Regions from separate parts of the Homo sapiens genome. Here all the other regions are linked to region 1. A link is a contact called in ENCODE Hi-C data. All regions are on one chromosome and are shown on one strand. Each heading gives the region's core, a stretch centred on a gene start or an enhancer-like site at or near the end of the contact. The rest is flanking DNA. Distances are from core to core; before and after follow the strand shown.

Region 1 (3,122 bases), core at 189-2,688:
ATCTAAGCCTATTTTCAACCTTTTGAACAAAGGTATCCGCCCAGAAATAATTTCCCAATGTGAAGGGGAGGAAGAAGATTATAGGGCACACCCTTCCTTCAGATTAAAGAAGGCTGCTTACTAAAGTTTGTACACTAGTGGTTCTCAAATCGTTAAGCTCAGGGAACATTTTCAAAATACTGGGATTTCTGATGGCACACTTAATGGGATTAAATGGAATCCACTGTGATTATCATACTACAATGGCATTCATACATTAAAGTTAAAAGGATACAACCTATGTGCCCAGAGAGAAAGAGAGGTTACAATTGAAAAAGTCAGACCATCCTCCCACCTTTCCACTCAGAAAGTGTATGCCCCATGGTAGGTTTGCCAGGTAAAATACAGGAGGCCAAGTTCATTTTGAATTTCAGATACATAATGAATATTTTTGAATATAAGTTTGTCCCATGCTAAACTCATTTATCGGAAATTCAAATGTAACTGAATACCTTGTATTTTTATTTGCTAAATCCAGCAACCCTCCTGAGAGAGCGTTAGATGGGAGTCTTCCATTCATTCCACCAGTATCTGTGCCCACACACTTCTCCTGGGTGAGCTTCTTGCTCCTTTAGATATGATTGTTGTTAACGATGCATACAACATGGCCCCTAAATCCAAGCCAACTACTTCAGCTAGTGTCAACCTAAAGAAATCACAATCTGTGTTAATGCTGGAGGGACTTACTGAGAGACGGTATGTTTGTCTCTGATATGGTACATTCCCTAAGTGTTTTTGTTATTTGGCAAACATTAATTGAGCATCAGAAATGTTCCGGGCACTTAGGATGGAACAAGAAACTAAACATTGCTGTTCTCATGGTGCCTACATACTTGTGGGAGGAGACTGTTCGATGCTCATTTTTATCCCAGAGTTGACCTGAGTTAGATGTGAGTTCATGTATCAGCTGCAACACACTTTAGGACCTTGTTATTTGAATACCTCTGCTTTCTGCCCTGATTATGTTTTCTCGTATATTCCTGAGGCAAAGTTCTTTCTATGCCAGCATCTCCCACAGTAGACCTTATGAAGATAGACAGCAATAAATACTGGTGTAAAAGATAAAGCTTTTAGGAACATGACTCTCTTAACTGAAAACTTTTTGTGTCTTGGCATGTGTGCATGTGCTTATGTGTGTTTGTGAGTATACAGATAATGCACAAATAATGGGTTTCCTGGAAATGTTGGTTGTACAGAGACTATCTTTCTTGATCATTTTTGTCCCCAAAGCAAGCACTTGAAAGAATTCAGTAACAACTTCTTGAGCAGAAAAGATGGCCTCTGCTCAGAGCTTGGTGCAGCAGCAGACACTGAAATGTGGCTTGGCTCTGTCTCTTGGCATAGTTCTAGGGTGTTATGTTCCACGAGAGGCCTTGGAGGGAGGAGGCACTGGTACCTTTTCAGAATCTCGTCAAATCAGGCACAGACTTGCTGGCAGCCACAGCAAAGGGATCTTACTGATCTTTGCCCAACTCTCAGGAGGTAACTGGCAAGACAGAAGAAAGCAAAACAAGCAACCAAATCCGAGGCCTTATAAATTTGACTTGGAAATTTTGTCTCAAGGCTGTCAAAGAGTAGAAATAATGATTTCATTTTCTCCAAGTCCCATTCTTGGGCATTTCGTATTTAACGCAGATAAAACACATTCGAGTACCTATCAACTTTTTTTCTTTCTTTTTTTTTTTTTAGTCTAGCCGTTCTCAGCATCAGGTGACTCTGCTCCTTGAAAATACATTTAAGTGATGCCATTCCTGTCCAAAACCACCACTGACTCCTTCTTCAGAGGGCAAGCCTTGAAATCATGTGCATTTGCCTGTGAGACGTTTCTCCGATTATCTGAAAATCTTCTGCCAGGGATAAGGCGATTTGTCTCCATTCTGTCTGAGGTTGCGGATCTTGGTTTGCAGAGGAGGGCTGCAACGTAGTAGGTTCCTCCACGTGGCTTCTCACTGAAGCCAGAATGACTCATTTAGAGAGTAATCTTGGTGCGGCCTCTTGCTGCCCTCTGGTGGAGAAAACGGGTATTGAACAAGCCATAACGACTGATCTCTGAGGCAAATGCTGTGAAGTGTCAGCGCAAAGGTCCACGGGGAATAATTACACTTCAAGCTATTATCTAAATGAACGGAGTTCATCTAAATGAATGGAGTTGGAACGGTTGTTCTATGAGAATCTGATTTCTCAGCAAGAGAAGTTTTAATTCCATCCCCTTTTTATTTCTGTTTGCTGCGAACTGGTTTCTCATTTCTCCACACTTGCTCTTCCTTTTCGTGAACAATCATTTTGTGTATTTTGAGATCATTATAAAATTCTTGTACGCTCATTTTAAAACATTTCCAGAAAGTGAAAGTCAGCATGTGACCCAGGAAAATTCTAATTCTTAAAACACTCAAGACTCTAAACTAGGGTTTAGACCTATATATTCAGATCTAATTCCAAACCAAAATTCATTTCAGAAGTTTAAATAAAACGTATTAGTCTTATGCCTTCTGAGTCTTTGATTCAAATGAGAGGCTTCTTTTTTTATTTTTTTATTTTATTATTATTATACTTTAAGTTTTAGGGTACATGTGCACAATGTGCAGGTTAGTTACATATGTATACATGTGCCATGCTGGTGTGCTGCACCCATTAACTCGTCATTTAGCATTAGGTATATCTCCTAATGCTATCCCTCCCTCTTTCCCCCACCCCACAACAGTCCCCAGAGTGTGATGTTCCCCTTCCTGTGTCCATGTGTTCTCATTGTTCAATTCCCACCTATGAGTGAGAACATGTGGTGCTTGGTTTTTTGTCCTTGTTGCGATAGTTTACTGAGAATGATTATTTCCAATTTCATCCATGTCCCTACAAAGGACATGAACTCATCATTTTTTATGGCTGCATAGTATTCCATGGTGTATATGTGCCACATTTTCTTAATCCATTCTATCCTTGTTGGACATTTGGGTTGGTTCCAAGTCTTTGCTATTGTGAATAGTGCCACAATAAACATACATGTGCACGTGTCTTTATAGCAGCATGATTTATAGTCCTTTGGGTATATACCCAGTAATGGGATGGCTGGGTCAAATGGTATTTCT
Region 2 (3,122 bases), core at 246-2,745, 500 kb before region 1:
TATCTATGCCCTGGATTTTATTTCTATACATTGCAGGCAAGTATCTTCTAGAGCTATTCTGGGGCCTACTTAATTAATGCTCTGAAGATGGAAAAGTAGTAGAAAATTATTGTTATGATTGTAAGTGTTGTGATCTGACACTTACCAGCCTTTTATTTTTGTGATATAATTTATTGCCAGACTGGAGCCATTTATAACTTTAAATACGTGTTTGTCAGGATTACCTAAAGGAAACTGCTTTCTAAATGAGCAAAACCAATCATCTGCAAACATCTTCCTCTTCAAAGACAACTTCTTGAGACAAGCAGAAGGGACTTCAGGGAAGGCCATGTTTAAGAGAGAAAACCATTTTTAATTGTGGAAAGAACATTGTGGCAGAGATGATCTATGCCACTTGAATTCACTCTGATGCTCAGAGGAGATGTTCCTCTTTTAATGGTTGAAGGTAGATGGCAGCAACACCCCAGCTTTTCCCCCTGTCACATCTTGGTTCCTGCCTATGTCTGGGCCCACGAAGTTGTTTCTAACAAACGCCCCAGCTTCAGCTCCCTCCATGAAGATGTTTGGTGGGGTTGGTTTTGGGGTTACTCAGCATCCAAAACCCTTGCATGTTCTGGAGGAACTACTCCTCCTCCAACCCACTGTGTGAATTTTGCGGGAAGCAAGGCTGCCCATGGATGTCAAAGGGGCCGGATACAGGACCTGTGCTTGGGTAGATGGATATGCCCATTTGGTACATTCAATTGTGAGTAAATGACACAAAAATGAAGGGAGAGTTTCAAGTTCACTGGCAGTGGTGATATCAATAGGGTCCACAGCAGCGGGGTCCAGGGGTGACCATATCTAGTGGCAGTGGAGGCAGTGGTGTGGGGGAAGAACCCCAAGCAAACCATTCCTGTGGCATGACTGCTGCTATAATTTCCTGCAGCGTAGTCTCCCTTGGTCCCGAAATGTTGTCTGAGCCCAGTAACTTACTTTTGTGAGCTACTGGATATCTTTTTAATGAATTCTTTTCCTGCTTATATTTGCCAGTTGCTTTCTGTTGTTTGTAGCTAAGACCCTTGCACGAACCTATGTCCTCTTTCCTTTTCTGTCCATGTCACTCACACCTCACAGCCATTTTAGAGTCTCCCTGTCTACAAACCTCCCCAAATCTTCATTGCACACCTAGATCTCACCACTGTTTGTCTCCCTCCTTATCCTCCAATGCTTATCCCTTTGTTAACCAGAGGAACATTGTCTGACTCTTAGAAAGCTATAATTCTTCCTCCCCGGTGAAGGTGATATGGAGAGAAAGGGAGCGCAAATACAGGATATTTTTTAGAAGGCAGGAGAAAAGAAGAAAATACAACTGTGGACACTCAAATGTTAACTTTTTGGCCCATAACATATGCTCCAGGTAGGCGTTTATTTAAGATAGGTGTGAGTCACGTTGTTCACAAAAGGGCAGTTAAATCTAGAGGGACAGAAACAGTCGGTTAGTCCTGTTTGTCATGGCTTATCTTCATGGTGGCTTAGTGGGGACCCAGAAATACCAGTTCTCAGGAATAACACTTCCCTGAAGTAACAGACAGGCCAACTGCTCGGGTCTCCAAGATGCCCTGTTCCTGACACAAAGAAGGAACCCAGCATTGATGAAAATAAAACACACACACTACACACACACACACACACACACACACACACCCCTAAAACTTTACCCCCGGGATCCACAGGGAGTCAGAGTAAGACCATGGTTCATGGGAGGCTGTGGCTCTTTGAAACACTAAAGAAAATTTGACAACTTTATAGTTTTACTTAGTATCAACCCAGCTTGCCTGGTACACAGACAAACAGATGGCTGGACAATTCGTTGGGGGAAAACGATAATAAAAAATCTTGTTTCAGTTTTCAGTAATTGTAAGGGAGTCAGACATAGTCTTAAATTGCATGATCAAAAGACACGACTGTGAAAATATGATATTTAAAAATTATTTTTGTTGTTGATAAGCATAGCTGATGTGCTCTCGTGGGCACATCTTGTGATTTAGTACAACTATCTTGAGGAAATACCCTTGGGAACTTGAGTTACATTCCTGGCTATGCTTCAAACTAGTACATGATTTTGGGCAAGTAATTTATATCACTTACTCTCAGTTTTCTTCTTTGTTAAGTGGGAAGAGATTGGGAGATTTAAAAGGTACTTTGAACCTCAAAACAGAAATACCATTCGAACCAGTAATCACATTACTGGGTATATGCCCAAAGGAATGTAAATCATTCTATTATAAAGACATCTGCATGCATATGTTCACTGCAGCACCATTCACAATAGCAAAGACATAGAATCAACCTAAATGTCAATCAATGATAGATTGGATAAAGAAAATGTGGTATATATGCACCATGGAATACTACACAGCCATAAAAGAGAATGAGATTATGTCCTTTGCAGGGACATGGATGGAGCTGGAGGCCATTATCCTTAGCAAACTAACACAGGAACAGAAAACCAAATACCGCATGTTCTCACTTATAAGTGGAATCTAAATGATGAGAACACATGGACACATAGAGGGGAGCAACACACATTGGGGCCTGCTGGAGGGTGGAGGGTGGGAGGAGAGAGAGGATCAGGAAAAATAACTAATGGGTACTAGTCTTAGTTGAGTGATAAAATAATCTGGGTGATGAAATAATCTGTACAACAAAGCCCCATGACACCTATACAACAAACCTGCACATATACCCCTGAACTTAAAATAAAAGTTTAAAAAGAAATAAAATAAAATTTCAAGAAAAAAACTTAAAAAAATTTTTTTAAAGGTCTTTTGAATTCTTAAAATATAGCTACCTCTTTCCTATGGTTCAAAGGATTTTTACATGTTTCTTTTAGCGATGGACAAAAAAACCCAGAAAAAAAGTCTCAAATGCAAGCCCAATTATATTTCTGTAGCTAAAGAGAATTGACAAAGATAAGTTCATTGACTTGGATAAAGGAAATGATGGCACATGACATCAATACAAATATATACTGACTGCCCAAGTAACATGTGTTCTTCATCTTCCGCCACTGGAAGACAGATTTCCACCACTGGAACTCTATAGAAAAACCTTGATAATTGGGAGATCAGCCCTCTAGC
Region 3 (3,122 bases), core at 346-2,845, 450 kb before region 1:
ACATGGTGAAAACTCAGTAGTACATTTTATCATATATGTTCATGTTCATAGTTCTGAATACTAGAGTACTTGTAAAATCAAATATCTAATTTTATTTCTTAGCCACCTTAGTGAACCTTAGTGAACCCACCTTAGTGAACCCTCTAACACTTGAGATCTGTGGCGCGTATCTCTTCTTGTACTTCAGGAACTCTATTTCCCTGACTTCTGTATTTTCAGTGACCCACTCCCACATGAGGCCATTGAAGGGCTATAAACACTACATTATTATTTCTTGGTAGTAGTGTGATGATCATGAAATGAGTGTGTCTTTGCCAAAGATGACTCGGTGGATTTTGTACCTTTTACATTGTGCTCAGTTAGTGTGTGTATATGTGTGTATGTGTATGTTAAAAAAAAATGCTGGTTTTGACCCATGAATTGATTTTATCATCCATTAAGTGAGTCCCAACCTGTGGTTTGAAAAACACTAGTTTGCTGGATAGTCTTGCAGAAAAGTAGTAGAAATTATTATTTCTTTCTGTACATCTTTTAGGTAGGTTTACCAGTTCTATATACTGCTTTCTTTAAGATCATTTTTGAAAATTTAGGGGACTGAAAATTTTGGCTATGAATATATATAAACATGCACATATTGGACCAGAAAAAGTTTAAAAAGTGATGAACTAGAGTAGGTGATCTCATCATCTGAATAGGCAACTTCTTTGTGTCTGAAACATTCCTTTATGTACTTTTCTCTTCTGTATAGGTACGCCGTCATGAAATACACAAATCGAAGAATAGAGCATTAGTACACTGGGAACTCCAAGAAAAAGCTTTGAAGAGAAAATGGAGGAAGCAGAAACCAGAAACTTTAAATCTTGAGAAAAGAAGATTGTCTATCATGAAGGAGGTAATGCTAAACTGCATTAGAGTTAGAAAGAAAAAAAGGAGATAAATAGGGTTCTTTGTTTTTCTTCAATTTGATTCACGTTGGAGAGACTCTAGTAATCACTGCATTCTTATTCAATAATCTACATGTGGACTTCAAAAAAAGCAACAGAGTGGTGACTGGAGTCTGGTTTGGTGGTTTGAATTCCTGTTCTACTACTTACCAGCTGTGTGACCCTAAGTAAATTATTTAACTTTTCAGCCTGAATTTTCTCATATTTAAAATTATTATTTGCTTGTATTGCTATGAGATTTCAGTGATATAATACTTACAAAGTGAATAGCACAATCTTTGCTTATTCCTCTTTTTGTATATAAGCTGCTATAATAATTTTTCTCAGTAAAGTGATTAGCACAATCTTTTCTTATTCCTCTTTTTATATATAAGCTGCTATAATTATTTTTCTCAGTTTAACAGCAGTGCTGTTAGGTTACTTTGAAAAAAAAATGATGTTGTATGCTTGTCCAACTGAGTAATAAGCAACTTGTCTTTGGCTTAACCTTTTGCCAGACGTGGGGTGTTCAGATAAGTAATCAGATATGTAGGGATAAACAATATGGGAAATAAGAGGAAACTACAGCAAATAACCTTTTTAAATTTGAGCTGAAGTCATTGTGAAGGAATGTGCTTTGTCTGTAGTGTTGCTCCTTGTTCATATTGAAGCTTATGTACAGCACTTAGCTGTCTGACCTTTCACGGCAGCTTTGAATCATACATTTTCTTTTGAGGAATTTGTTAGGCTTCTTATTGAAATAAAGTCTCAGTCTTAGACATCATCAGGAAGAATAATATCTCCCAAATAAATGTTTACATGAGCTTGAGAAAAGAACAGTGGCTTGATTGAGAGAATGCTTCTTTACAGGTAAGTATCTTTTGGTGATCTTGGACAAGTCGCATACATTTAAATGTTATGGGGTAATTCTCAGTGAAAGGCCTAAAAACACAGATCTCACCACGAAAAAAGGCAGCCTGCTTGGATTGCATCAGACTCTGGGCTTATTTTCCTTTCTCTAGTGGTTCCTGCTCATGTCCTGAATTTCTCATACAAGTTATAGATGTGGTAGAAGTAGGTGTTTAAAGAAGGGTGGTGAGAGACGATGAGTGATGTTTCTTTGCCTTCTTTTTGTAGATCTGCTGCCTCAGGCACTAGTATAGTGGTTCTCAACTCTCACTGCACATTAGAATCAGTCAGGGTCAAGAAGCTCCATTAAAAAAATATATAACAGCTGGGTGTGGCAGCTCATGCCTGTAATCCCAGCATTTTGGGAGGCCAAGGCGGGCAGATCACCTGAGGTCAGGAGTTCAAGACCAGCCTGGCCAACATGGTGAAACCCCATCTCTACAAAAATACAGAAATTAGCTGAGCATGATGGCGGGTGCCTGTAATCCCAGCTACTTGGGAGGCTGAGGTGGGAGAATTGCTTGAACCTGGGAGGCGGAGGTTGCAGTGAGCCGAGATTGGTCCATTGCACTCCAGCCTGTCTCAAAAACAACAACAGCAAAACCAAAAAAAAAAAAAAGCCCTAAAGATTAGCTGGGTACAGTGGCAGGTGCCTGTAGTCCCAGCTACTCAGGAGGCTGAGGCAGGAGAATCGCTTGAATCCGGGTTGCAGTGAGCTGAGATTGTGCCACTGCACTCCAGCCTGGGCAACAGAGTGAGACTCTGTCTCAAAAAAAAAAAAAAAAAAAAAAGCTCTCTTTCTCTCTCTCTCTCTCTATGTATGTATGCATATATATATAACTATATCTGGACTCTATACCCAGAGATTCAGATTTAGTTGACCTAGGATGTGGCCCCATGTAGGTGTTTTTTAGACAGTTCCTATGTAATTTGAATGTGCTGCAGGGGTTGAGCACCTCAGCTCTCATCAGGATTCAGGTATTTTCTCTCTACCAGCATATCTTGGGATAATTTCCTGTCAGTGCTTAGACATCTACCTTTTCTTTTTGATGGCCATTAGCATATAGATGTACCACAATTTATTTATCCTGTGCTTTATTGGTGAACACTTAGGTTGTGTGTTAGAGTATAGTTTAAGCTTCTGGAAATAAAAAAATACCCTCCTATATGTTTTGCTTTAAACAAACAAATTTGTTTCTGTTTATTAAACAGTTGAGAGGAAAGTGGTAGCTGGTAGGGAACTCTGCAGTCCTTTATTACACAGCTTCTGTCTCTGAATACAAAATGGCC
Region 4 (3,122 bases), core at 331-2,830, 390 kb before region 1:
CCAATTTTTAAGACATTGTATAGTGAATTTATTGTATCTTTCTCAGATTAACAATTGCACACAGTGCTTGAAATTTAGAGGTATTTCACCTGAAAAGATGTCTAGAGATTGAAAGAAAACATGCTGGGCATATGATTTGAAAATATAAATAACATGCTATTTAAAAATAAGTTTACCCTATGTTTTCTATCTTTTCTGGCACCTAGATATACCATTTAATAAGTAATAGCAAGGATAATCATTTTTTTAAGCCCTGGAAAATCTTGATTAAAGAGGACATTTCAGTATTGCAAATAAATGCATGGTATTTGTGTAACATTGTGGAAACTAATAAACACAAATTGTATTATAGCAATTTTTTCTTGCCAATTTTATTGACAAATAATTTATATACAATAAATGACATCCATTTAAAGAGAACAGTTTATTGGCTTTTGGCAGTTGTATATACCCATGAAATTACCACCACAATGAAGACACAGCATTTCTATCATTTCTAAGATTCCTTGTGTCTCTTTCCAGTGCATCTCACTAAGTCCTAGGCAACCACTTTGCCCAAGTCTCTAGACTATCTTGGATGTGGAATGACTTTGTGTATGTTTAACTTTTGAAGAAACCTCTCAAATAGTTTTCCAAAGTGGTTATGCCATTTTACATTCCCAACAGCAGTGTATGCGAGTTCCAGTTGCTCCATATCCTTCTGCATTTGGTGTTAGCAATCTTTGAAGTTTTACCCCTTCACGTGGATGTGGAGTTATGTGTATTGTGGTTTCTATTTCCCTTATGACTACTTTTAAGCATCTATCCATGTGCTTATTGGCCATACATATATCTGATTTGGTGAAGTATTCAAATCCTTTGCCCATTTAAGAAATTGGGTGGTTTTTTCTTATTGAATTATAAGAGTTCTTTATACATTCTGTATACAAAGTCCTTTGTCACATATTGGAATGACCATTTTAAAACAAGTATTTGGTAACTAATAACGTTAGGCTAGGTACTTTAAAAAACAATATGACCACAGTACTACAGAGAGGTTGAACAAACTGCTAAACCTAGAAATCTGTCAAGGGAGGCCTATACTTTTGTGCCCAGAGCGCTGCGACCAAGAAACCCACAACATAAAACCTGATTTACTCTTAAAAGCCAACAGAGATAATATAGTTTTAAAAATAACAAAAATCCCACGATGTATCTTTGTTGTTGATGTTGCCGGCAAGCTGCCTACTATCTCCCAGGACCCCTCTTAAAATCGAAGTTAAAACCTCAACATAGGAACGCCGCGATCAGGGCTCCGTTGGGCCATTTTGGAATATCAGGCAGGTATCTTCGACGGTATTCATGTCATTTAATTATCTACATGACGTCCTTTAGGGGATAATAAACTCGTCGGGCTTTTCTGTTTGGCTTTGAACCAGTGTCATGAGGCGGAGAAGGCCCGACCAAAGGGCGGATAGGTACCGGGTTCCCGGAGAGCTGGACGCCGGCCGCGCATGCGCCCCACGGCCCGCCCTGGTTCCGCCTCCCTGGAAGAGGGGTGGCGTTGTCTCGGTAACCGGAGTAAACGGAGGCCTCCGGCAGACGCTGTGAAGAGAGGAGCCGCGGCGGTCAGTACCTTCGGTGAGTTTGGACCTCAGCAGCCGGCAGTTTCCACACCCTCCCCCTTAAATCTGTGGCTCAGAGGGCAGTGAACCCCACTTGGGCTTCTCTCAGGCTGGACCAGTGTTATAGCCTTCGTCCTCCCTGCGGTAGCTCAGCAAACTTTTGAAGCCACGAGTATTCTCAGGCTCGGAGCTAGACACTGTGTGCACGGTTCCTGCCTGCAAGACCCTGTCAGTCTGACCGGGCGGAAGCCAGCCAGGCAGCAGGAGCACAGCTTAGACCCGGCCAAGTCAGAGCAGCAGCGAGTCAGCTGGGAAGGTGCTGGGGCTCCCCGCTCCAGTGAGACACCTGCCCTGCGCTCAGCTGGGTGCGACGCTTGGCACGCTGGGCCCTCTGCACTTCGGCTTCCTCATCTCCAGAAAGAAAGGTGATAATGTGACCTCATGGAGTTATTATTAAACAGGATAATACAAGTAAAGTGCTTAGCACATGCATGACACATAGTAGGTGCACATAAATATTTGTCGGATAATAGGTAAAGACAGTCGCATACATGTGTGCTGCTCAGTGTGTCCAGTCTATCATGAGTTGCTAAGGGTGCGTACTGATGAAAATCTTTGAGAGGAGAAGGCTAAGGAGGCTAGGGAGAGAGAGAGGGTGACTGTAGCTGGGCTGCAATAAGCTACAGACCCTCTGACAAGGGACCTTTACACCAGACCGAGGAATCTGAGCTCTTATTTGATAGCAGTGATGAGCCATTAGAGGTTTTAAGCAAGAGTGACACATTAAAAGCTGTGTTTTAGAAATACAAGCGATAGTGTAGAAAATGGGTTACAGAAGGGAAGACAAAGTATGACGGTACAGTAATGGTAGAGGTGAGACACAGTGAGGACTGGAACTACAGAGGGACAGCAGGGACAGTAGGAATGAAGGGAGGGGAGGAATTCAAAAGGCTTAATCACTGGACACCAAGTAACAGGACTTGGAAATCATCTACATGAATTGGGTGAGAGGAACGGATTCAGAGTAAATACGCTGCTTTCTCATCTGTAAAATAATGACAGTAATAATAATGGATAGCAAGACTTTGTCTCAAAAATAATAATAATAGGCTGTGCGCGGTGGCTGACGCCTGTGATCCCAGCACTTTGGGAGGCGGAGGTGGGTAGATCACCTGAGGTCAGGAGTTCGAGACAAGTCTGGCCAACATGGGGAAACCCGTCTACTAAAAATACAAAAATTAGCCGGGCGAGGTGGTGTGCGCCTGTAATCGCAGCTACTCGGGAGGCTGAGGCACGAGAATCGCTTGAACCAGGGAGGTGGAGTTTGCGGTGAGCTGAGATCGCAGCACTGCACTCCAGCCTGGGTGACAGAGCCAGACTCCATCTCAATACATAAATACATAAATAAAATAATAATGGTACCTACCTCATAGGGTCGTTTTGAGAATTGTACGATAATATGTGTAGAATTTCTTAGAACTGTACTTGACACATAGTAAACATTAAAAAAGACAAGCT

What was found. A loop is a pair of places that touch in the nucleus more often than their neighbours do. Pooled maps may share reads with other maps.
Region 2: a loop to region 1 is called in a map of B cell, with 25 times the contacts of the local background. The contact joins two enhancer-like sites. A Hi-C loop is called at or near these places in 4 of 168 maps with a recorded cell type or tissue (B cell, CD8-positive, alpha-beta T cell and naive thymus-derived CD4-positive, alpha-beta T cell) and 8 of 50 pooled maps.
Region 3: a loop to region 1 is called in a map of MCF 10A, with 8 times the contacts of the local background. The contact joins two enhancer-like sites. A Hi-C loop is called at or near these places in 12 of 168 maps with a recorded cell type or tissue (CD4-positive, alpha-beta memory T cell, CD8-positive, alpha-beta T cell, IMR-90 and 7 more), 15 of 37 single-sample maps with no recorded cell type and 17 of 50 pooled maps.
Region 4: a loop to region 1 is called in a pooled map, with 3 times the contacts of the local background. The contact joins the promoter of CFAP44 here to the enhancer-like site in region 1. A Hi-C loop is called at or near these places in 1 of 37 single-sample maps with no recorded cell type and 8 of 50 pooled maps.

Annotation. Positions count from the first base shown.
Region 1 is chr3:113,050,312-113,053,433 of GRCh38, reverse strand. All of the region lies in intron 1 of NEPRO-AS1 (NEPRO antisense RNA 1), which reads right to left. LOLI1 (lncRNA oncogene in liver cancer 1) reads left to right here. Exons shown (of 3, transcript NR_189285.1): 3 at 1,729-2,521. Among named protein-coding and RNA genes, the nearest start is that of RMP64, 32 kb to the right of the region's middle. RefSeq lists an enhancer at 1,731-1,910. Within about 2 kb of position 1,438, at least 5 of the 41 ENCODE cell types and tissues checked have a DNase peak (open chromatin) inside an H3K27ac peak, as active enhancers do.
Region 2 is chr3:113,550,389-113,553,510 of GRCh38, reverse strand. The region is part of intron 1 of SIDT1 (SID1 transmembrane family member 1); the gene reads right to left. Among named protein-coding and RNA genes, the nearest start is that of SIDT1, 19 kb to the right of the region's middle. Within about 2 kb of position 1,495, at least 3 of the 41 ENCODE cell types and tissues checked have a DNase peak (open chromatin) inside an H3K27ac peak, as active enhancers do.
Region 3 is chr3:113,497,209-113,500,330 of GRCh38, reverse strand. SPICE1 (spindle and centriole associated protein 1) reads left to right here. Exons shown (of 18, transcript NM_144718.4): 4 at 749-892. SPICE1-CFAP44 (SPICE1-CFAP44 readthrough (NMD candidate)) reads left to right here. Exons shown (of 52, transcript NR_183050.1): 4 at 749-892. Among named protein-coding and RNA genes, the nearest start is that of SPICE1, 16 kb to the left of the region's middle. Within about 2 kb of position 1,595, at least 3 of the 41 ENCODE cell types and tissues checked have a DNase peak (open chromatin) inside an H3K27ac peak, as active enhancers do.
Region 4 is chr3:113,439,951-113,443,072 of GRCh38, reverse strand. It overlaps CFAP44 (cilia and flagella associated protein 44), which reads left to right and starts at 1,580. Exons shown (of 35, transcript NM_001164496.2): 1 at 1,580-1,620. It overlaps SPICE1 (spindle and centriole associated protein 1), which reads left to right. Exons shown (of 18, transcript NM_144718.4): 18 at 1-355. It overlaps SPICE1-CFAP44 (SPICE1-CFAP44 readthrough (NMD candidate)), which reads left to right. Exons shown (of 52, transcript NR_183050.1): 20 at 1,419-1,620.